Linked DNA regions of Homo sapiens: regions 2 and 3 are each linked to region 1. A link is a loop called in an ENCODE intact Hi-C map of the cell type or tissue named here. Cell type or tissue: endothelial cell of umbilical vein. All regions are shown on one strand.

Region 1 (8,000 bases):
AGAACAGACTAATACAGTCAGCATCCTCCCTCTAGAACTGCCATAATTCTAGGATCCCTAAACCCTGAGGGAATTCCAAAGGATCCCAGTAATGTATCAAGACCCTTCAAATTCATTTGGTACTTACCGAGAACTTGTGGACTCAGAAGGACACTTCTGGAGCCCTGCAATCTACAGGCCTTCTGCAGATTGCTGGAACCTGGGGGCAGTTCTCTAGACCCCGAAACATGGTAGTAGTTCTCAAGAACTGTCAAAAGAAAGTCTCTGCTACTTCGGAACATTAGAATTGGGGGAAGCTCTTGGAAATCCTGAGACACTACAGGAATTTTCCAGGATTCCAAACCCCTAGAAGATCTTTCTGAAATTTTAAAACACTGTAGACAAGTCGGGAGGGATTCTCTGGAATCTTTGGCTGGGCAGGGATGTAGTGGGTAAGGGACATTCACCAGAGTTCTGAAGGCCACCCATGGGTTTCTAGAGTGCTGGCTGCCCAGATCCTTGGTTGAGTTTTCCAGATCCTTGGGGATCCCAACTCTCAGCCCCCTCTCATTGCACGATGAGGAGCATGGCAGAAAGCGTTGCAGTTGGATGGCACAAGCTTCTAGAAGAGCACTCCTGTGGACACTTGTACATAAAAGGCTGTGAGGCCTTGTCTGGGGGGCCAACTCCCAGATGGACCCCAAAACTTGGAGTCGTTATGAGAGTTTGTGAAGACCCTCTTGCCAAGAACATCCTGTTGCTTCAGCCATACCAGCCTTCTCTCAGCATCCCAAATGGGCCTGCTTTCCCTCCCACAAGGTCTTTCTTCTCTTTGCCTAATGACACATTTGCTCCAAATTCATATTCATTTCCAGCCCGTTTCTGATAGGATTCAGCCCCTTCATGGCATATTCTGTGTCCTCTTCAATGTCCTTTTTCCATTTCTATCTTCTTGTTTAGCATCCAGCGACTCATCTTCCTTTATTTTAGGCAAACAAGCATGGCAGGGCAGGTCGGGCAAGTAGGCGTGGTCTTGTTATGAACCACAGACTGGAAGCTACTGGAACTTGTAGATGGGTTAGTGCTGGGGTTGGAGACCATGACTGGAATCTGGAGACCTGGGTTCAAAGCCTGCCTTGACACAGACCTCTTGTGTATGTCAGACAAGTCCCTGGCTGTCACTGGCATCTACACGGGCCGGCAAAGAAGACCTTTGAGAGGACTTTTTTGAAAGTTGGGCAGACGTGTCTTTCTCAAGAACCCTCATCCAGTGTGTGGCTCTCCTGATTATCACATGTTCACCAAGCCCCTACTTGGAGGCCAGGCCGCCTCTGCTGGATACAAGTGACAGCAGCCTGACCCTGGGCCACTGCCCTCTTCTCAAGAAGCTTCCAACCAAGTGGGGGAAAGGACAAGCAAAGTGACAATCAGGAGGCAAGGGAACAAATAATAGCAATTAGCAAGTTTCTCTGGTGCCAGGCACTGCTCCCAGCGCTTGCCATGTGTTAGCTCGCTCATTTCTCACAACTCTGAGAAGTAGGTACTGTCAGTATTGTCATGTTGCAGTGAGGAAACCAAGGCAGGAAGGGCCTCAGAACTTGCCCAAGGTCACGCAGCCAGTGGGTGGCAGAAGCGGGATTTGAACCTGGCTGGCCTCAACCACCATGCCAGGTGCCACCCAGTGGGACCACAGAGGAAGGACAGGTAGAGGATCAGCTTCTGTCCAACTTAGGAACCCCTGAGGATAGTTGGGGTGCCTTCCTAGAGACATTGTTCTCCACCAAAGCCCGGCACGATCCAGCAAGGCCAGACCACGCAGAGGCACTTTGACGAGGCAGAGGAAGGGACTTTCTCAACCTCCCCGCCGGTGGTGGATCCTTCACCACCCCAATACCAAAGGGATTCTCTAAAAACTACCCGGTGCCTGAGCTGGAATCTAGACAATTAGAAGTGCAGCCCTGCAGCCCAGTCTTTCTCCATGGGGCAGGGCCCTGGGTGGAGGCAGGACATCTCTGTGGTCTCCAGGCTACAGAACTTTGGGCAAACCCTCTCCCTTTCTCACCCTCTGTCTGCCCAACATACCAGCTGTGGGAGGCTGGGCAAAAGAGTGAATCTCTTTGAACCCCAGTTTCCTCCTCTGTAAAGTGGGGATAAAATTGGTTTACCCTATGAGGAGTTAATACATGCTCACAGGGGATGATGTGAGAACTAGAAGTGAATTCGTATAAACTGTTCAGAACAGAGCCTGGCACATGGTTAGTGCTAAATAAATGCTAGTTGTTATTGCTGTTATTATTACTAACGGATGCTTTCAGCACAAACATTCTATCATTACTTGCGGGGGAGGAATTGTGTCAACTTCTGGACTCTCATTACTACAGACTCATGAACTTGTTGACATCCAGCTCGGCTGGCTCCTTCCTCCAGGGAGACCCTCCTAACACAGATTCTTCCAGGGAAAGGAGTGGAAAGAAGTACTCTGTCGCCCAAGGGCAAGAGCCAGGGAAGAGTTCCCACTGCCCTTCCAAGGCAACTGATTCAGAGAAATCCATTTGTCTTCACTGAAGAAAGGCCGGTGGGAATTTCCAGAGAGCTCAGCTTGCCTCGTGGTTTCAGGAAAGAGCAATTTTAGTCCTTCCAGAGATGCTGGGTTGCATCAACTCGGTCAGCCAGGAGTTGGGGCAGGTTCCTGGAGGTCCTGCTTCAATGGACAATAAGATTGGCCTGCAACAAGCAGGAATATGCCTGCGTCCCCTTCCTGGACACAGACAAGGCCTTTGGAAGTTTATTCTTTGGTAACCCTTTCCTCAGGGGTGCAAAAGGAGCTAGATCCTGGGCCACAAGCTCTGTCCCCAGGGCGCTCTGATCTCAAAGACACTCTGAGCTCCAAAGATTATAAGGGCAGGAGTGCTTCTCCAGGCTAAGCCACCCACTCCTGCAATCAGGAACCTGGATTGACAACATCTAAGGGCACCCCGACCCAGGGCCAACGTTTATTATTGACTAAGCTCTCTCCAAGGAGCAAGGACATGACATGCTTCTCATCATTTAATTCTCATACACCGCTATGAGCTCTTATTAACCCCATTTAACAGAAGAGAAAGAAAGGTGAAGTCACTTAGCTAAGATCAAACAGGCAGGAAAGGGTTGCAGTCATGACTAGAACCCAGGTCTGTCTGGATATAAAGTTCAGCAGCTTAATCATCACAGCATGTTGGACAATGCCTTGGGTGTACTCCAGGCCATAATACACAGACAAACTCAAATTTGATGACTCGAAGACAAGCCACCACAGAGCAAGGGGTCTTTGCTTTATAAATTTTGCCATTGAGAGCCCAGTCATTCCTTCCTTTGCTCATTCATTGGACATAAGGTTAAGGGGTTTTGGATGTGGTGAGTCCAATTTCCCAGTCTCCCTCAGCTGTCTTCTGCGTGGGTGGTCCTTCTTGGGATCCGACCTAAATCTCCCCCATGGTTCTGAGTAAGTCAGTCAGCACTGTTGGCTGAGCGCCTATTATGCACCCAGCACAGTGCTGGGCCCCAAGGAGGGAGAGAAGGTCTGGACTTGATATAGCAGACGCTGAGGTGACCCTTGGCTGGGGAAGGGAGAAATAGGCCTGACTTCGGCTGTGAAGAGTCCAATGAAGGGAGACTCATCAGCTCCAAGTGTCTAAAGAACGTGGCCTAAGATCTAGCCAAGAGACAAGAGATAGGGTCAGCAGAGTGCCTTAAGTGTTAACAGAGACAGATCTTGGTTTGAATTTAATGTCTGGGTGACCTTCAACGCATGATCACCTGATGTCTTAGCTTCAGTTTCCCTACCTGCAAAATAGGGCTACCAGCATAATAAGATTATTTTTTTCTTCAACTTTTTTTTTAAGTTCTGAGGTACATGTGCAGATCTGCAGGTTTGCCACATAGGTAAACAGGCACAATGATTGTTTGCTGCACAGATATACCCATCACCTAGGTATTAAGCCCAGCATCCATTAGCTCTTCTTCCTGATCCTCTCCCTCCCCACCACCCCACAAAAAGATCCTTTTTTTTTTTTTTTGAGATGGAGTTTCACTCTTGTTGCCCAGACTGGAGTGCAATGGAGTGATCTTGGCTCACTGCAACCTCCGCCTCCTGGGTTGAAATGATTCTTCTGCCTCAGGCTCCCGAGTAGCTGGGATTACAGTCGTGCGCGACCACGCCCAGCTAATTTTGTATTTTTAGTAGAGATGGGAGTTTCACTATGTTGGCCAGGCTGGTCTCCAACTCCTGACCTCAGGTGATCCGCCCCCTTCAGCCTCCCAAAGTGCTGGGATTACAGGCCTGAGCCACTCCACTCCAAAAAGATTCTTAATAGAGGATTTAGAACGACATGCTCTTGTAGTGCTCTGCGTGGACTTGGCAGACAGTAAGAACTTAGTACAGTTATAGTAGCCTTCGTGGTCTGCAACAACTGCACCCAATTCTGGTTCCCCAGCAAAACTATTTTTTTTAAGGGCCCCAACCAAGCATCAAGCTCTCTAGCAGGGTAGGGATGGGCAAGGTAGACGCTAAATGTTTTACACTCACCAGGGGATTTTAAGTAGGCTTGGGGCAAGGAAGCCTGGACACGAGCCCGCATTGTAGCTCTTTGAGCCTTTGCTCCTGGCCTCTGTCTCCATCTGTACAGAACAATCTGTGAGCAAACTCCGGTGGTTCTTTCGGGAAGTTCTCTGCTGCCCCCTGGTGGACAAGGGAAGTTCACACCTTAGTGCAGTTGCAGCTATGTATGGAGTCCTTAGCTGGAGCACATGCGGTACCAAGCGCCCATGATGACAGGGGTCCTACGTATCTACACACTTGGGGTGCATTTTCACAAGTGACCCTCATTCAGTTATTATGTCAGCTCTGAAGCCATGGAGGGAAATGACTGCCCCATTGTCCCGCAGCAAGCCACAAGGACTAGGACTCAAGTCTCTGGGTGGACTTGCTCTTTGGGTTGGAGGTGTAGGGATGAGTAACAATGCCTAGAAATCACAGGGCAGTGAGAACACCCCTCCACATCACCAGTCATGGAGTTATGGGTGCTGTGCACCTCCAGCTATGCCATGAGGACCCTGAGTGGACAGGCTGTGGCACGAGGCCATGGAAATTGAGCAAGGTCAGACATTGGAGGCAAGGCCTCCTGTCACGGAGAAAGTCACCTTATCATTCCACCATTGGCAGAGGAGGACTCAAAGGTTGACCACACCCTCTGGTCTGACTCCCAGTCAATGTCCCTGATGTCCCTGTGGGTCCAGTCACTGGGTCCTAGTGCCCTGGCCCGGCCCCTTCCTTCTTCCTGGAAAATCTCCTAAGGAGTTGCTTTCCTGGGTCTCCAGCTTACGTTACCTCCTGATTGATCTCTCCCGATTACTAATCTGGTTGACCTTGACTTCTGAAAACCCACCAGTGCCCCTGTGCACTCCCAAGCAACACCCCTTGGGACGGCAACACGATCCCACCTACTGGACCTCAGCCACCTCCCCAGCCTCACTCTCACCACTCCCTTCTGTCCCCAAGCTCCAGACCTGTGGATTTATTTGTATTTTTTGGATAAAAATAAAAATAATTTTCTATTTTCTTCCCTAAGCCTTTGCAATTGCTGTTCCCTGTGCATGGAACCCACTCCCCTCCCCCATGCACCCATCCCACTGCACTGTTGTCTAGCTCACTCCTACTCTTGGAGTCTGACTCCCCTGTCCCGGCCTCTGCTTCCCTGATCACTGCAGCAACCATCCTGTCTTATCACCTTCTCACCTCGTCTGTTCCCCAACCCCAGGCCTCAAGGGAGCTCTGGGAGGCCTGTCATATGCCCATCCTGTCCTCAGCACCAAGCATGGAGTGTGTATTTGGCAAAAGAACAAGTAGACACAAGAATAAATGATGAGGGGAGAGCCTGGGTGCCACAGTCAGGCCTATCTGGCCCCGACTCGGCCACACACTGGGTGACCTTGACCAAGTCCCATCCCCTCCCTGAGCCCCAGTATGTGCATCTGAAAATCGAGGCCTCTATTCCACATTGCACTGGGTACCCCTGAGGCTCTGAGGCCTCCTGTGAGGGGCAAGACCCTCCCCCACAACCAAATGGTTTCAGAACCTAGCAATTCCCATGGACTCTTAGACCCCTGGGCCCCCTAGGAGGGCAGGGACCCCAGAGCCTCCATCCTCCCACCCCAGCAGCCAGAAGGGGAGGAGGGGGCAGCAGCTGTCTGACCACTGTTGGTCTTGCAACTTGTGTCCCCAGGTTAATTTTTAAAAAGCAGTCAAAAGTCCAAGTGGCCCTTGGCAGCATTTACTCTCTCTGTTTGCTCTGGTTAATAATCTCAGGAGCACAAACATTCCTGGAGGCAGGAGAAGAAATCAACATCCTGGACTTATCCTCTGGGCCTCTCCCCACCCCCAGGAGAGGCTGTGCAACTGAATGAACAGCCCTGTCCAAGAGAGGCTAGGACTGGGGCTTCTCCACCCCTGCGCGTCTCAGGCTTCCCATCTGGACCATGGGGTTGATAACTGTAGTCACGCAGGCCCAACATGAAGGTCAGCGAGCCATCTTGGTGCACTGTAAGCGGGCTTAGTAGGATGATTTTATTCCTATTAATGATTCATTGTTATTTATTTATTCTTATACCAGGCCTGCCTCCTCCAATGGCAGACACCCCTGAGCCACCACACAGGTAAGGCAGTGGACAGTTTACAGTTCACTTCCTCACACATTGTCTCTCTTGGCCTCTTGACAGACAGAACAAGAACTGTTTTCTTCCGTTCACAGATACGGAAAGTGGTCTTTAGCGAGGGAAAGCCACCTCCAATATCATGCAGAACAAGGAGAAGTTGGGGGCTACCACCTCCTCATTACCATCATTAACTAAAACATCAAAGATTGAGAAACTTTGTGAACACAAGGAACACGAAGATAACTGTCCCAGAAAGCTAAACCAAGACAGTAACTGTGCTTAAACTTACATCATGGCTTTGAGCTTCCTAGCAGCCAAAGCAAGAAGGGAATATAATCACTGGCCAAGGTTAGGGTGACGGAGCAAAGGAAACACATTTATGAATAGAAGCACACTTGTTCTGGATACCAGTGAAAGAGGGATGTACTGACTGAATCTTACAGAAGGGACATGATACACCATTTGTTTCTGCACTGACTACATGGGGGAATCCTTTGATTCTCACATAAGCAGGGGTCTTAATCTTGGGACTGCCTGCCCGAAGGGGTCATTCCCAGCTCTAACAGAGAGGTGGCTGAGAGTATGGAATGTTCCATGCCAAGAGCAGGGAGGAAGTAAGGACAGTAGATTTAACCACTGGAGAAGGGAAATTCATAGAGAGGCCTTTGGTATTGCTGGCAAGAGTGTGAGCTCACAGACAACGGACCTGGGTTTTAAAAAATTCTCATTTAAAATCTTAAATTTAGGCTGAGCGCAGTGGCTTACGCCTGTAATCCCAGCACTTTGGGAGGCTGAGGTGAGAGGATCACCTGAGGTCAGGAGTTAGAGACCAGTCTGGCCAATATGGTGAAACGCTGTCTCTACTAAAAATACAAAAATTAGCCAGGCATGGTGGTGGGCACCTGTAATCTCAGCTACTCGGGAGGCTGAGGCACAAGAATCACTTCAGCCCAGAATGTGGAGGTTGCAGTGAGCCGAGATCGCACCACTGCACTCCAGCCTGGGCGACAAGAGTGAAACTCCGTCTCAAAATAATAAATAAATAAATAAAACCTTAAGTTTAATAACTACTGTATTAGTTTCCTAGGGCTGCTAGGAAATGTGTCTTCTCTCAGCACTGGAGGTCAGACACCTGAGACCAAATTTTCAGCAGAGCCATGTTCCCTTTGAAGATTCTGGGGAAAAGTCCTTCCTTGCCTTTTGCTAGCTTTTGGTGGCTGCCATCAATCCTTGGTGATTTTTGACGTGTCACTGCATCCCTCCCATCTCTGCCTTCGGCGTCACGCCACATCTTCCCCGTGCTTCTCTCTGTGTCCCTGTGTCTGAGTCTC
Region 2 (8,000 bases), 350 kb after region 1:
CTGGACTCATATATAGGGGTGTCAAGCCCTGCTTCATTCCTTGGTGGTCTTATCACCTTGAGCAAGTCACTTACTCTCTCTGTGCCTCAGTTTCCACATCTGTGAAGTGGGGATAATAACTCACTCTTTGGTCTGTTTGAAGGATGAACAATAAAACGAGAAAACAGATTCTTAGGGGTTAAAGGGCTTGCTGGTGATCAAAAGTCTAGCAAATAGTGAAGCTGGGAGTCCCAGCCCTTCAGACTTCAAGCTTCAAGGCCTTTCTATTATGACATTCTGTCTCTTATCCCTGAAGTTTAACCATGCCGTGAAAACAGAGCAAGCTTCCATTTGGGGACTTGGTGTAAGCTCTGACACGATTTTCATAAATCTAAATAGTTATTCTATGATACCCACTTCACTCCACGTTCATCTTAATCCATGTGTCACCTGAAAAGATGGATGAGTAATTTGGAGACTTGATTGATGTGGGTTTTGCCTTATGACTTTCCTCGAAGTTAATGGGAGCCATGCGGTCCCAGATCCATGAATCACCCCAGCTGGAAATGCTCCATTAGAAGGAAAGAGAAAACAAAAGATCAGCAGGATGCCTGGAAAACAGTCACACTCAGGGTTGTGAGTTGATGGTAATGAAACTCCGTGTTTGGAAGCACAGAGAGGGTGCAGTGAGCACCGGGATTGGAGTCAGGGTTGGGAGAGGGTGCAGTGAGCACTGGGCTTGGAGTCAGGGTTGGTGGAGAGGGTGCAATGAGCACTGGGATTGGAGTCAGGGTTGGTGGAGAGGGTGCAGTGAGCACTGGGATTGGAGTCAGGGTTGGGAGAGGGTGCAGTGAGTACTGGGATTGGAGTCAGGGTTGGGAGAGGGTGCAGTGAGCACTGGGATTGGAGTCAGGGTTGGGAGAAGGTGCAGTGAGCACTGGGACTGGAGTCAGGGTTGGTGGAGAGGGTGCAGTGAGCACTGGGATTGGAGTCAGGGTTGGGAGGGGGTGCAGTGAGCACTGGGATTGGAGTCAGGGTTGGTGGAATGGGTGCAGTGAGCACTGGGATTGGAGTCAGGGTTGGGAGAGGATGCAGTGAGCACTGAGATTGGAGTCAGGGTTGGTGGAGAGGGTGCAGTGAGCACTGGGATTGGAGTCAGGGTTGGGAGAGGGTGCAGTGAGTACTGGGATTGGAGTTAGTGTTGGGAGAGGGTGCAGTGAGCACTGGGATTGGAGTCAGGGTTGGGAAAAGGTGCAGTGAGCACTGGGACTGGAGTCAGGGTTGGTGGAGAGGGTGCAGTGAGCACTGGGATTGGAGTCAGTGTTGGTGGAGCGGGTGCACTGAGCACTGGGATTGGAGTCAGGGTTGGTGGAGAGGGTGCAGTGAGCACTGGGATTGGAGTCAGGGTTGGTGGAATGGGTGCAGTGAGCACTGGGATTGGAGTCAGGGTTGGGAGAGGATGCAGTGAGCACTGGGATTGGAGTCAGGGTTGGGAGGGGGTGCAGTGAGCACTGGGATTGGAGTCAGGGTTGGGAGAGGGTTCAGTGAGCACTGGGATTGGAGTCAGGGTTAGGAGGGGGTGCAGTGAGCACTGGGATTGGAGTCAGGGTTGGGAGAGGGTGCAGTGAGCACTGGGATTGGAGTCAGGGTTGGTGGAGAGGATGCAGTGAGCACTGGGACTGGAGTCAGGGTTGGGAGAGGGTGCAGTGAGCACTGGGATTGGAGTCAGGGTTGGGAGAGGATGCAGTGAGCACTGGGATTGGAGTCAGGGTTGGGAGAGGGTGCAGTGAGCACTGGGGTTGGAGTCAGGGTTGGTGGAGAGGGTGCAGTGAGCACTGGGATTGGAGTTGGTGGAGGGGGTACAGTGAGCACTGGGATTGGAGTCAGGGTTCGGAGAGGGTGCAGTGAGCACTGGGATTACAGTCAGGGTTGGGAGAGGGTGCAGTGAGCACTGGGATTGGAGTCAGGGTTGGTGGGGAGGGTACAGTGAGCACTGGGATTGGAGTCAGGGTTGGGAGAGGGTACAGTGAGCACTGGATTGGAGTCAGGGTTGGGAGAGGGTACAGTGAGCACTGGGTTGGAGTCAGGGTTGGTCCCTGCTGTGCTGCTGTTCTTATTGTGGGCTCTTGAGTGCAAGTCATTTCTCCTCATTGGGCCTCAAGGTCCTCGTCTTTAAAATGGAAGTAATAATTCACCTTTCTCACAGGATAAAGGAATCATAACATTCCTGACCATAATTGAGTGCCTACTGTGTGTCAGGCCTATTCTAGATGCTTCACATACATTATCTTATTTAATCTTTACAAGGACCTCATAAAGCAGCATCGCCACATTTTGAAAATTAGGAAACTAAGACACAGAGAGGTTAAGTAACTAAGCCTAGGCCACCCAGCTGGGAAGCGGCAGAGATAGGATTTGAACACAGGCAGGCCGACTGTGGAGCCCTAGCCCATAGTCTCGACCAGTACTGCCTTGTGGGTATAAAAGCACTTTATGCACAGGTGACATCTGTCATTACCATTATGCTATCGTTTGTTGTGTCCTGATTCAGGCTCTCAATGAAAAGGCAAGATCAGAGAAAATGAAAAGAAGTTACTCTGCATGATAGTGAAAGACCACTCAGGGGACAGATGTGGCAGACACAATCACCAACACAATGCTTCATGCTTGCTCAACTAGGGAAAGAGGAATAGATGAGATGGAGCAAAGCTAGGGAGAGGGGCCCTGCAGGAGCAATTGATGAGAACAAAGTAAGAGGCGAAGCTCCAAATAGATATTGACCAGCCTCCATCCTTGAGTTTATAGGGGCGGGGGGGACCTTCTATATGCAAAAACGAGTGGGACAATGACAGGATGGGATAAATAGGTAAAGTCTTGACGTTTGAAAAGTGGTACATTAACCGGTAGTGACACCACCCAGGGCCTGTTAGAAATGCAGGATCTCAGGCCCCACTGCCAAGGCCTATTGAATCAGAATCTGCATTTCACTGGATACCAGACATTTCCTTTGCACGTTAAAGTTGGAGAAGCCCTACTTTAAAGCCATGTGCTGACAACTTGGGAGACTGTGCGGCAGTGGATCCAGAGGGAGAGTCATGACCTAGGGAGCAGATCCTATTTGAAAGATGCCGAGGCCGGGCACCTTGGCTCATGCCTGTAATCCCAGCTACTCAGGAGGCTGAGGAAGGACAATCGGTTGAACCCAGGAGACGGAGGTTGCAGTGAGTGGAGATCGCGCCACTGCACTGCAGCCTGGGTGACAGAGTGAGACAAAGAAAGAAAAAGAGAAAGAGAGAGAGAGAGGGAAAGAGAGAGAGAGAGGGAGAGAGAGAGAGAGAAAGAGAGAGAAAAAGAAAGGAAGAAAGAAAGGAGGGAAGAAGGGAGGGAGGGAGGGAGGGAGGGAGGAAGGGAAGGAAGGGAAGAAAGGAAGGAAGGAAGGAAGGAAAGAAGGAAAGAAAGAAAGAAGGAAAGGAAGAAATAAAGAAAGAAAGAGAAAGGAAGGAAGGGAAGGAAGAAAGGAAGGAAGGAAAGAAAGAAAAGAAGGAAAGAAAGAAGGAAAGGAAGAAAGAGAGGAGAGAAAGAGAGAAAAAGAGAGAGAGGAGAGAGAGAGAGAGAAAGAAAGAGAGAGAAAGAGAGAGAGAGAGAGAAAGAAAGAGAAAAGAAAAGAAAGATGCCCAGTTTATATTTTTGCAAAGGCAAAGGATGCAAAGTCATGGAAATTGAGTCACAGACAGTATAGGAATGGGTAACAGATACACACATATGGGATGAGGCTGCGGTATGCTCTGAAAAGCCTTCTTTTCAAAGACAAGAACTCTTAGAGTTCAGTGGCCCAGCTCAGTAGAAATGACACTGATTGGGGTCTCATCCGAGCCCTGACTACTGCCCTGTGGGACCTTGGAAAAAGCCAGATTAAGGAGTAGACTGCTGGACAACTGCCCAAGGCACAAATTCACCAGGTGAGCTGAAACACTGCTAGAATAAATTGGTGGAATCGATGGTTCCACTTCCACCAAAGTAGACAGCGCCCTCCAGTGGAAGATAAAAATACAGCGTTTCTCCCAAGCATAGCCCTCTGTTCTTCAGGAGGCACCAGAAGTTCTGTAAAGATGTGTTCCATGGAGCGGGGCTGTTTACTGGGAACAAGTGACTTCTTTCATTATCTAAATATAAAATCATTTAATATATCTGCCAAAAAGCTGTACAGTTTAGCAAGTTGCAAAAGAAAACTATATAGAGTATAAAGACCACAGAAAAGTGGGAAATGCTGGGCAGGCCTTTTTCTTGACGTAAACACCACCACTTCTGCCCAAGATTCATTAGTAAGAGAATCCCTTTTTCTGTGCAATTTCTATTAACAGCCAGTCTCTCTCTATCCTCTTGAAATACATGTTGGCATGGTGGCTCACGCCTGTAATCCCAGCACTTTGGGAGGCCAAGGCGGGTGGATCACAAGCTCAAGAGATCGAGGCTATCCTGGCCAACATGGTGAAACTCTGTATCTACTAAAAATACAAAGATTAGCGGGGCGTGGTGGCGGGCACCTGTAGTCCCGGCTACTCGGGAGGCTGAGGCAGGAGAATTGCTTGAACCCAGGAGGTGGAGGTTGTGGTGAGCCGAGATTGGGCCACTGCACTCCAGCCTGGTGACAGAGCGAGACTCCATCCCCCCCGCAAAAAAAAATACAATAAAATTAAAAAAAAAGAAAGAAATACATCCTGGGCAAATATTTAAGGCTATTTATTTGAAGGGTTACGAACTAAACTACCAGCCTGGACCACCCATGGTCCTTAATCCCACATTGCCCTTAATCTCTTCACCACCCTTTTCTTCCCTCCTCAGGAGTAGTAGGAGGCTCAACGGAGAAAGTGGATTTCAAAAAAATGCAACAAAGTGCCTCAAACTATAAACCCAGCAAGGGACTCTTCAGAGGCAGCAGCGTTGACAAGGTCCCCAGGTAGCATCACTGCTTCCTGCTCTGACGTGAAACGTCCTGGTAAAGAGATTGACTGAACATGAGACGAGGACAAAGAGGCAACATATGTGGACCAGAACCCGGGCCCTTTATACCAGACTCTGCTGTGAGTCTTTTAATGAACAGACATTTTGCTAGCTGCTGCTGGGAAAGTAGAGATGTTTGATTGTAATGCTTCCTTCAAAGAGCTTATAAGCTACTACAGATAGTGACTAATGACCAAGGCTAGATAGATTTGGTTCCAAAATTCTCTGCCATCTAATACCTGGATGACATCTCAGTGACCCTAGCAAGTCACAGCCCTTCTCGCAGTGCTGATTTCCTCGCCTATAACATGGGCAAAGCAATTCCTCTCATTAGGGATTGTTATGGCAGAAATTTCGTTCCTCTTGCCTCCCGTTTCCCCATGGACAGAACGCAAAAAGAGTAACACTCCTGGCCTCTTGCCCCGCCCCTTCCCCTCTACCCCTCAGAGGGGAAGTGAATGAGTTACCTGATGTGGGGCCACAGCCTTGGGACCACAGTTCTTGGTGGGTAGAGCTAAGTTATTAAAAGACTGTAAGACTAGGGATGTTTCCTCTTTTCATCCCTTTTCTCCATACCAGGGCTAGGCAGGAATCCTCAGTAGATGAGTGACTCTGAAGCCCAAACTTCCCCCAGCAGGCCTTTCCAAGTTCTCTATGGGGGACCCTGTATGGGATCCTGTATGGGTGCAAAGAGGGTTATGAGCCAGCCCTTTGACCACAAATAGGAAGTCATGCTCTCCAATCAGTTTATCAATAAAAAGCTAACATTGATGTCCATTCGCCAGTCTCCTGGATTTTATTTCCCAATTGATCCTCATTTCAGAAGGGGAGAGAGAAGTGATTTTTCGCCGAGCCTCTTAAAGTCTAACAAGGGGCCAGGTGCAGTGACTCACACCTGTAATGTCAGAGCTCAGGTAAGAATCGCGCTTGAGGCCAGGAGGTGGAGACCAGCCTGGGTGACAGAGTGAAACCCTGTCTCTTTAAAAAATAAAAAATAAAAAAATAATAATAAAAGTCTCATAAAGGCATGGTGAGAAGAAAATGAGATATGTATATGTATATAAATTACCTGTTTCATAAGAGGCATCAATAAAAGATGATTATAATCATGTTGGCCCAGTTAGTAACCCAGACAGAGACTTTTTATCTAGGCCCGGGAAAGACTGAAGTTGTCAGTAGAGGCCTCCATGAGGAAATCAAGCATAAATTGGGCCTGGAGAAATGAGGAAGGAAATGGGAGGGCATTTCAGACAGGAAGATGTACATGGGTAAAGGTATGGATTTCCTCAACATTTCTTGCCATTTGTCCATCTTTGACGTCACCCTCTCCCTTATTGGGGTGGTTAAGTCTTCCTTAAGAAGGAAGGGTGACATCACCCTCTCCCTTGTTGGAGTGGTTAAGTCTTCATCTTCATTCCTTCTGGGTGGTCCTTCTGTTCTCACAGCTCTCATCCACATACAGCCATTCTCCAATGTCAGCCTTCCCCTTTTCTCTCATAATAACAGAGGCTTCCCAGAATAAAAGCTATACTCCCCCACCTTCCTTGCAGCTGGGTTTTGTGCCCATGTGAGTCAGTTCTGGCTAATGGGGAGTGCGTGCCAGTGATGCGTATAACTTCCAGGCCATGCCTTTGAAAGAGAGGACACCTGCCCTTCCTGCTTGCATGTCCTTTCCGTGTTGGAGGACTCATTTCTGCCCTTCTTCCCAGAAGCCTTTCCTCATAACAGTGACAAATGAAAGCCACCTTGGATCATGTGGATAAAGAATACATCCCAGACCAACACAGAAGGAATCTGCATTATAGGCAGCTTTGTAAGGCAGAGCCTTCCTAATAACTAGGTGAGAAACAAATTAACTAGTATTTTATGTGAACTACTGTTATTTGGTCTCTGTCATATGCTGCCAGAATTATCCTAGCCAATACTAGCTGCTTATCACTGTTATAGGAGTGAAGGCTTCCTGGAAGAGGGAAGGGCAGGGATGTACCTCCAGGTATACAGCACAGCATAGATACAGGTATAGAAGCTGGATGAATTCATAGACCTGCAAGCAGCTGGGTATGTCTGGGGCCAAGTCTAGGGTGGAAGGAGAGTGGTGAAAGAGACTGGCAGGGTCCAGACCAGACAGGGTGTTTTATGGAAGTGACAGAATTTGGACTTTATCCTGCCTTAACCACTCCAACAAGGGAGAGGGTGACGTCAAAGATGGACAAATGGCAAGAAACGTTGAGGAAATCCATACCTTTACCCATGTACGTCTTCCTGTCTGAAATGGCCTCCCATTTCCTTCCTCATGGAAAGTCATGGAAGTGTTTGGGACATGTGAATGGACTGTGTAAAACAGCGGTCCCCAACCTTTTTGGGACCAGGAACCAGTTTTGTGGAAGATAATTTTTCCATGGACAGGGGGTTGGGGAGATGATTTGGGGATGAAATTGTTCCACCTCAGATCATCAGGCATTAGATTCTCATAAGGAGTCTACAACCTAGCTCCCTCGCACACACAGTTCACAATAGGGTCCAAGCTCCTGTGAGAAGCTAATAACACTGCTGATCTGACAGGAGGCAGAGCTCAGACAATAATGCTCGCTCGCCCACTGCCCACTGCTCGCTGCCTGCTGTGTGGCCCAATTCCAAATAGGCCACAGACCAGTTCCAGTCCAGGTCCCGGGGGTTGTGGACCCCTGATCTAAAACACAGAGTTAAACTGTGCTCTATAAAGACAATGCTGGCCTCAGTATTCACAGGGTTGGAAGAGCCAGATTAGGGATAGCTTATGAGAACCTAGCTGGTCTCCTGATTCCCAGGCTGGTGTCCCCCATCTGCCCCTGCAGGCACATCCCACACTCTTCTCCAGGATCTCACCCCTTAACTTAAGAGAACTCACACTCAAGAGAATGTTTGATTTTATGTTTGTTAGAAAGAGGTTTCTCTGGAACTACGTCTATCCCCACCTCTAGATCTCAACATTTAAAATAACTGAACTTTGGTACCCTTCAGAGCTGCGTCCTTAGCCAATT
Region 3 (8,000 bases), 190 kb before region 1:
CCCATGTGTCCCTGCCTGGGCCTGGGCTGCGAAGGGCAGAGTGACTCAGAGATAAGCCGGGGTCCTGACTGCACCCACCCCATGGAGTTCACAGGAGACAAGGGCAATTTCTCTCCAACTTAGACACATTGGGAGAACAAGAGTCTTATGAAGCAGATTTTTTTTTTTTATTTTTTAGACAGAGTCTCACTCTCTCCCAGGCTGGAGTGCAGAGGCGCAATTATAGGTCACCGCAGCCTCGACCTCCTGGGCTCAAGCAATCCTCCTGCCTCAGCCTCCCAAGTAGCTGGGACTACAGGCACATGCCACCATGCCCAGCTAATTGAAAAAAAATTTCTTTTTTTGTAGAAATGGGGTCTTGCTACAAGAGAGCTTGAGCCCAGCAGTTGGAGACCATTGACCAGGCTGGTCTCCAACTGCTGGGCTCAAGCAATTCTCCCACCTCAGCTTCCCAAAGTGCTGGGATTACAGGTATGAGCTGCTGCAACTAGCTGAAAGAAATTTTCATCAAGAAAGAAAATTCACCCAATTCTCCTTCTCAGAACCACTCTTTCCATTTTTCTGAGTTGTATTTTCAATCCTCGATGACAAAAACACAGTGAATAATAATAATAATAATAAATGGTAGGTAACAGTTTGGATGGTATGTACCAGGCTCAGGGCAGTGAAGCAACTCTCCCAAGGCAATGAATCGGACAGCAGTAAACTAAGCTCTAAAGGCACAATCCCACTGGACTGCTGGTCTCCATCTTTGTTTGTTATAGTTACTGCTTTGCTCTATGGTGAACGTGCCCTCCTATCGCTCTGGGCTCTGCATGGCGATCATTCTTATTGGCTGCAGAATACTTTCTCTGGGGAGTGGATGGAGCTAACATTTATATAGCACTAACCATGTCAGGACCATAGTCTGAGTCCTTTAACATCTATTAACTGACTTAATCCCCACAAAAGCTTTCTAAGGCTGGTCCGCTTTTAGTCCCATTTTACAGAAGAGGAAACTGAGGCAGAGCTAAATCAAGTGGTCTGGCCCAGAGGCCCACAACTGGCTAGCGGTGGAGCTGGACTTTGAAGCAGGATCCTGAGCGTATCCTCTTTACAGTGATAGGGCTGTAACCAAGGTCTTCTTGGGGCTTCGGACCTTTGGGGCACCTGAGGTTATTTCCTTGGAAAGGCAACCCTTGGCATGGGCTTTTTTTTTTTTTTTTTAGACGGATCTCATTCTGTTGCCCAGGCTGGAGTGCAGTGGCATGATCTCAACTCACTGCAACCTCCACCTCCCAGGTTCAAGTGCCCCCGCCTCCCAACTAGCTGGGACTGCAGGCACGCGCCACCATGCCTGGCTAATTTTTGTATTTTTAGTAGAGACAGGGTTTCACCATGTTGGCTAGGCTGGTCTCGAACTCCTGACCTCAGATGATCCACTCACTTTGGCCTTCCAAAGTGCTGGGATTACAGGTGTGAGCCACTGCACCAGGCTGGCATGGGCTTTTTATGGTTTTGAAGCAATCAGTGTCACTCTAAGCTTGCCTTATCTCATCACGGTAATCTTTGCGTACTCTGAGAGAGATTGGGGGCAGGTGGGGTTCCAGGATGGGGCATGCAGGATTCCAGGATGGGGCGTGGGCTGTCACCCTCATCACCGTGAGCAGAGCAGGTGTGGAGTGCAGCACGGGCATGGCTGCTGAGGGGCGGCGTCCATCAGGAAGGGATGGGCGAGAAGAGCAGGCTTGGAAAAGCATAGTGTGTCTTTACCAGTTCTGTCCCCCAGTGCCAAGGTTTACGAGGGACACTGATAAACTGGTGTGCATCCAGAGGAGAGAGAGCACAGGAAGCAGAGGGCATGAAGCTGGAGCCTGGGGCTTGGCCCTGCCTAGAAGAGAGGCTCAAGAAAGCAACTCATGATTGCTCATTGCTTCAAGCTGGGCCTGCTGAGGCCTGAGCTCTGGGGCAGGAGGTGGGTGTGAGGGAGTTGCTGGGGCAGTTTCTAGTTCAGTTGGGAAGATTTTCCAATGGAGCGGTCCAGAGATGGCACAGATAAAGGCAGAAGACTCCGAGCTGAGGCGTGGGCCAATGTAGAGCAGATCTGGGCACAAAGTTGTGCCCGGATCCCTTCCTGCTGGGAGCCTCAGCTTCTAAGCACAGCCTGGCATGAAGACAGGGGGCTGGCCTGAATAACTCTCCTGCAGACTCCTCTGGCTCTGGGATTCCATTTCTGGCTTGTCGTCCTGGCCACCTGTTCTCCTCTCAGAGGCAGACAGCCTGTTCCAGGTGGCTAGTCGGGTTTTCAACAAAGGGCCCTCACCTGGGCTCTGCCTAAGACCACACTCCAGGGGCTAACTGGACCCCTGGGGTGGGCGTCCTTGTGAATCTCATGCAGAACAGTCTCTGGGGGTTCCTAGAGATGCCCCAAATCCTCAGACATCTGCCAGTGCTCAGAGGAGCCTTGCAAGTCACCTTCCTTAACCCTCTTCAGTTACAGATGGGACAACTGAAGTGCAGACAGGTGGAGACTCCCTAATACCACCGAGTGAGTCAGTGCTGTGTGAACCTGGGGTTCTGGCTCCTTCTAATTCCAAGATTCTCTGCTCAGGGGACGATGCCTCCCTCAACCCTCGGGTTATGCTGCCTAAGTTCAAATCTTGCTACCGCTACTGAATAGTTGTGTGACCCTGGGCAAGTTTCCTCGTTTGTAAAATCAGGATCAAAGGATTACTGCAAGGATTGAAAGAGATAAACCATGTAAATAGCTTAGCAGTGTGTCTGGCATGTGAATGCTGGATAAAAGCTAACTATTATTGGTCACCACCACCATCATCACTGTCAGCTGGACATCAGCGAAGAGATAACGGGTGTAAAAGCACTCTATAAACTATGAAGTGCTGTGCATATTCGAGACGCAGTTTTCACCATGAGGGGTGATTCCTGGACAAACACCTTAAGAAAATGGGTCTCTCCTGGGATTCATGTAAAGACCAGGGAAGATGCTGTGCATTTGAGCACAAGGACTCAGGTAGAATTGGCTTTGAAGGGAGGGGAAGAGGATGAAGTCAGGGCCAAAAAGCCATGCAAGGTGGAGGCAGAAGACTGCATGAGGCACCCAGGCTGGAAGACCCCCTCCCGCCCACCTCAGTGGACTTTCCAAGAAGAAAGGTGGCCGCCCAGAGTGGAGTGAGAAGGCTGCTGCTTCGTGCCTCAGTTTCCTCATCCGTCTAGTGAGGATGGTAATGTATCAAGCTTGGGAGAGTTGCTGGGAACATTAATTATTAAATGGGTTAATTCACATAAAGCCCTTTGGGTGGGTGGCACTGGGCACATGGCAAGTGCCCAAAGCATTTTAGCCATGACCTTCATCAGCATCACCACCCAGTGTAGCAGGCACTGGCAAAGGGTGTGGAGCAGCTGTCAAATGCTCCGGGTCTTGGGACTCGGCTGTACGCTTGGATGCAGCAGGGTTGGGGGAGAGGAGTCAGGCAGATGACAGACAGGGGGTGCTCTCGCTCTTGCAAGAAAATGTGAGGAGTCAGCAGGGGCCGGTCGCCAAGGCACCCTGGGAGACTGTGGGGAGGGGGTAACGAGGGTGGGCGGAAGCCTGTGGATGGGGAAACTGAGGTTCAGAGAAGGGGTCTGCTTCTCTGAGGTCACCTGGAGAGTAGGTGGGCGAGAGGGCATGGCCCTTAGGAACCTGGGCTGGGGAGCTGACTTGCACAGGGTGACCGGCCAGCCTCGGGGAAAGCCCACCTGTGGGGTCAGAGCGGGGCCCAAGACGGAGGCCAGGGACTGGCCTGGAGATGGGTCTGGAGAGTCAGAGGGAGGTGCCCGCCTGCCCACCTGCAATTCAGGTGAGCTAAGGTGTCTCTTCAGAGTCCTGACATTTGTGGCTGACAGGAGTCTCTCAGGGAGCAGCAGGGTCAAGTTGGGCCAGCAGGCTTTGGCACCTGTGAGCCGTGGGTTTGAATTTTGGATCCTCACTCATAGCCATAGGTCCTGAATGTATCTATGCCTTCCTCTGAGCCTCAGCCTCTTCGCCTTTAGAATGGGTGCATGGTACAGCAGAGTGAGCAGAGGCTTTGGAGCCAAACGGGCCCAGATTTGGGTCCTGGATGTGCCAGTTGCTAGCGGTGTGTCCTTGGGCAAGTTGCTTCACCACTCTGAGTCTCAGTTTCCTCATCTAAAGACAGAACTTCCGTTGTCCTATGGATCCAGCTGGTAAAGGGCTTAGCGTTGTACCTGGTATGTGTGTGACTAGTCCTCCCTAAATTGTGGCTTATAAGTCATTGGTGGTAATTATTATTTTCCTGACCTTCTAGAATATTTGGAAGATAACAGAGACCAAAGACTCTGGCTCTGGGCCTGGCGTAGTGCCGGTGCTCAGGAATCACCCTTAGCCAAGAGAAGCTGATATTTTAAGAAGGGTAGCAGGAAAGACTGGAAGGTGGTGATGGCCCTGGTCCCACCTGAGCAGGTAGTGCAGAGGGCAGGGTGGGAGGTGGCTGCTGGACACTGCTGACCCTTCCCCAAGCTGCTGTCAATGGGAGCTGGAGCTGTCATCTCAGATCTCTATGGGAACACAGTGTTTCTGGGAGGAGACTTAGGTCTTGGATGGGAAAGCAATGCCCTGCCGGGGTCCCCAGGCCCTGCCCTAAAAGGGCACTTACCTTCAGCCCATCAGGTCCCATGGGGCCACTGTCACCCTCAAGGCCTGGCTCTCCCTGGAAAAGGTGATGGAGAAAGAGGAGGAGATGTTACTGGGGAGGAGGCCCCGGTGTGCTTTTCCTCTCTTCCCCCTCCCTGGGGCAGGACCCTGACCCATGGATCTCCAGGCAGTGGGACCCTGGGGGCCCTGGCACACAGTGGGTGCATGGTAGCCAGGGGCTGAGTTAGCAAATGAACAGGAAGGTTGAGGTGCCCACCCTCAGCTCTCCAGAAAAGGGGAGCAGACCCCCAAGCTACCGACAGCTCCCTCTGCAGGGTGACGTGGGGTGGGGGCTACATGAGGTCACGAATTTAGAAGGTGCTTGTCATGGATTTGTCCTGAACATCATCTCTAGGCTGGTTGGCTGGGCTGCAGAGTGGCCTAGTAGTTAAAGACAGGCTTTGACATCAGCCAGACGTCAATGCTACTTCTTGGTTTCTCATTCACTGGCTGTTTGACCGCAAGCAAACTACTTAGGTCTCATTGGCATCTGTTTTTTTATCTGAAAAATGGGGCTGACACCACCTTCTTCAAGGGTTGCTGTAAGGCATGGTGTAAGCGCCCCATACCTGGCAACCATGTGAGATACTATTACTGGAGCTGGAGTAAGCCTGCATGGAACTCCTTGGTGGAATCCTACTTCTCAGATGAGGAAAGGGAGGCCAGTCTTTCGACTTTTCTTCCCAGCAAGCTCGGGAATGACAGCAAGAACAGAGTCCCTGGCTGAACCTCAACCAGGCTTGCCCTTCCAGCTCTAGAGACGCCCCTGGACAACAGTTCTTGAAATGGCCATCAAATTAAGTTTGGGTCTCTCTCTGCTTTTAGAATTCATCGCTGTTCAGAGTCTGAGCTGGAAAGGGCCTCAGGGGCCGTCAGGTGCAGGATGGCAACGATGTGCCAGTTGGGTGGTCCATGCTCCTCTTGTACCCATGGCAGGTATCACTTATCAACCCGCTGGAATGCAAGCTCCAGAGACAGGCCTCCGTTACTCACTGCTGTGCTCCTTGTGCCTCGAGAAAAGTGCTCGACACACAGTGGGCATAGGATGCGTGCTCATCATTCTCTTTACTGCCGAGACTCGACTGAACCTCAACATCCTTCTTCTTCTTTTTTTTTTTTTTTTTTTTTTGAGATGGAGTCTTCCTCTGTCACCCGGGCTGGAGTGCAGTGGCATGATCTTGGCTCACCACAACCTCCAACTCCTGGGTCCAAGCGATTCTCCTGCCTCAGCCCCCCGAGTAGCTGGGACTACAGACCACAAAATGCCTTTCTCTACACTGTGGAAATGCTGGCCTACCAAGAGAGACTGGGCGAGGCTGTAGACATTCATAGTCTATTTCTGTAACTGAGGAAACTGAGGCTTAGGGAGATTGAGAAAAGCCGGTCTCTTCCCCTGCGGCACCCACACACCCTGGGGGCTTTCAGGAAGAATAAATTGCTTCAACTTACCCGTTGCCCAATGAGGCCCTGCTCCCCAGGAGTGCCCAGGGGTCCAAGGTCACCCTAGGAGAAGCCGAACAAAAGTCCTTGCGGGTGGGTAGGGCCAGCCCCAGCTCTCGACACCCCTTCCTGTTTCCACCAGCTCTGACTTTGGGGTGTGGGAGGAGGAGCTGGGGAAGGTCCTTCTTCCCAGGGACCACAGAGAAATCGTAAAACACCAACCAGAGCTCCTGTTCCAAGTAAGCCTTGTCCACGGACTTCTTCTCCCACGCCAGGACAGGAGGACAATTAGCACCAACACCATCATCCTATTAATAACTAACTGTACTGTTCTGTACTGTTCTAAGGACTTTTTTTGTTTGTTTTTTGAAACAGGGTCTCATTCTGTCGCCCAGACTGGAGTGCAGTGGGGTAATCACAGCTCACTGCAGCCTTGATCTCCCAGGCTCAAGTGATCCTCCCACCTTAGCCTCTCAAGTAGCTGGGACCACAGGCATGCGCCACCATGCCCGGCAGATTTTTAAATTTTTTGTAGAGATGGGGTCTCACTACGTTGCCCAGGCTGAGGACATCAGTTTTTATATTAACATATCTGACTTTCAAGACAGCCCTGCAAGGAAAGGCATTATTTTAGAGGTGAAGCATCAGAGGCATTGGGGGAGTTCGGTAAGGAGCCCAAGCTCTCGTGAGACTATTCAGTGACAGATTCATGATCCGAACCTGGGCAGTCTGGTTCCAGGAGCCTTGGATGCAGCAATGGCAATTATGTGACTTTATTCTTCCTTGAGAGACTTGAAGAGAAACCCAAACGAGGAGGAAGCCCTAAATGAGCCGGAATAAATGTCACCTGCCCCCTGCATAAAGGCCCTAAAAGGGTCTTTCTCATTGGAGAATTTTCAAGCTATGCTCCCTGCTGGTGTCTAGGGGCACAGGAGGAGGGCAGAGCTCTGAGCCCCCAGCCCTGCTCCAGTGGAAACAATCCCACTTCTATCAGTTTTCTACGTGGGGTGGTTTCTTCATTGGTGAATTTTCAAGCTATGCTCCCTGCTGGTGTCTAGGGGCACAGGAGGAGGGCAGAGCTCTGAGCCCCCAGCCCTGCTCCAGTGGAAACAATCCCACTTCTATCAGTTTTCTACGTGGGGTGGTTTTCTTCATTGGTGTTTGAGCAAGGGATTTTGGGACTAGGCCAAGTCTGGCAGCCCCCGGCCTGGTCCAACTCCCTCTTTGAATGACAGGGAGACTTAGGCATGGAAGGGGGTGACTGGACTCAAGTCTCACAGCCCCTCTGCGGGCTCCCCTGGGCCCTGCCTCAACAATGTCCACGGGCTAGCCAGCATCACTCATCAGCTCTGGGGCCTCCAAGGGGGAACAGCGTCCTCTTCCAACAGCAGAATGGGGAGGGGGCTCTCCCCAGAGTCCATGTATCAATGGGCACCTGTTTCTCAGCAGGTAATGAAGGGCACTGGCACCGAGCTGCAGATGGTATCGCATGAGGCCAGGAGGTACAGCCACCCCAGCATAGAGGCAGGGGCAGGTGCCCGAAAAAACATTACCTCGCAGAGGGCACTGGTGGGGGCTCCACATTCCACTCTGGCCCTAACCAGGCCCCACTCCCCAGCCAGGAGCACAGAGAACCCATTATCCCAGCCACAAGAAAGGCCCATTTCTCTTCCATGGAGAGGATGTGGCCACCATCTGGGAGCTGGTTTCAACAAGTCATTTTTCTCTTCTTTCATCCCACCTCACCTTCATCCCGGCTTCCCCAGGAAGGCCCGGTTCTCCCACTGCACCAGGCGGCCCCTGAAAGAAAACGCCATTGGTCCCTCCTAGAGCAAGAGCTGCCCCCTGGTTGTAAGCAAGGGGGTAA

What was found. Peaks named below come from ENCODE experiments on the same cell type or tissue, not always from the same donor. Only the 100,000 strongest peaks of a DNase experiment are listed, where the experiment ranks them.
Region 2: a loop joins it to region 1, with 9 times the contacts of the local background. A loop is called at or near these places in 8 of 110 quality-filtered maps.
Region 3: it touches region 1 in a loop (10-fold over the local background); 21 of 110 quality-filtered maps call a loop at or near these places.

What each region holds. Positions count from the first base shown.
Region 1 is chr9:114,079,367-114,087,366 of GRCh38, reverse strand. It overlaps LOC107987120 (a long non-coding RNA gene), which reads left to right and starts at 6,298. Exons shown (of 3, transcript XR_001746905.1): 1 at 6,298-6,532; 2 at 6,627-6,669; 3 at 6,765-7,427. In endothelial cell of umbilical vein, a CTCF peak has its summit at 4,706 (motif pointing left); a DNase peak (open chromatin) is centred at 4,686; H3K27me3 peaks cover 521 bases.
Region 2 is chr9:113,733,622-113,741,621 of GRCh38, reverse strand. No RefSeq gene overlaps it. Among named protein-coding and RNA genes, the nearest start is that of ZNF618, 140 kb to the left of the region's middle. RefSeq lists an enhancer at 2,279-2,827. In endothelial cell of umbilical vein, a CTCF peak has its summit at 4,004 (motif pointing left); a DNase peak (open chromatin) is centred at 3,981; H3K27me3 peaks cover 368 bases.
Region 3 is chr9:114,267,437-114,275,436 of GRCh38, reverse strand. COL27A1 (collagen type XXVII alpha 1 chain) reads right to left here. Exons shown (of 61, transcript NM_032888.4): 34 at 7,880-7,933; 35 at 6,143-6,196; 36 at 4,656-4,709. Among named protein-coding and RNA genes, the nearest start is that of ORM1, 52 kb to the left of the region's middle. RefSeq lists an enhancer at 4,033-4,202. In endothelial cell of umbilical vein, a CTCF peak has its summit at 3,457; a DNase peak (open chromatin) is centred at 3,486.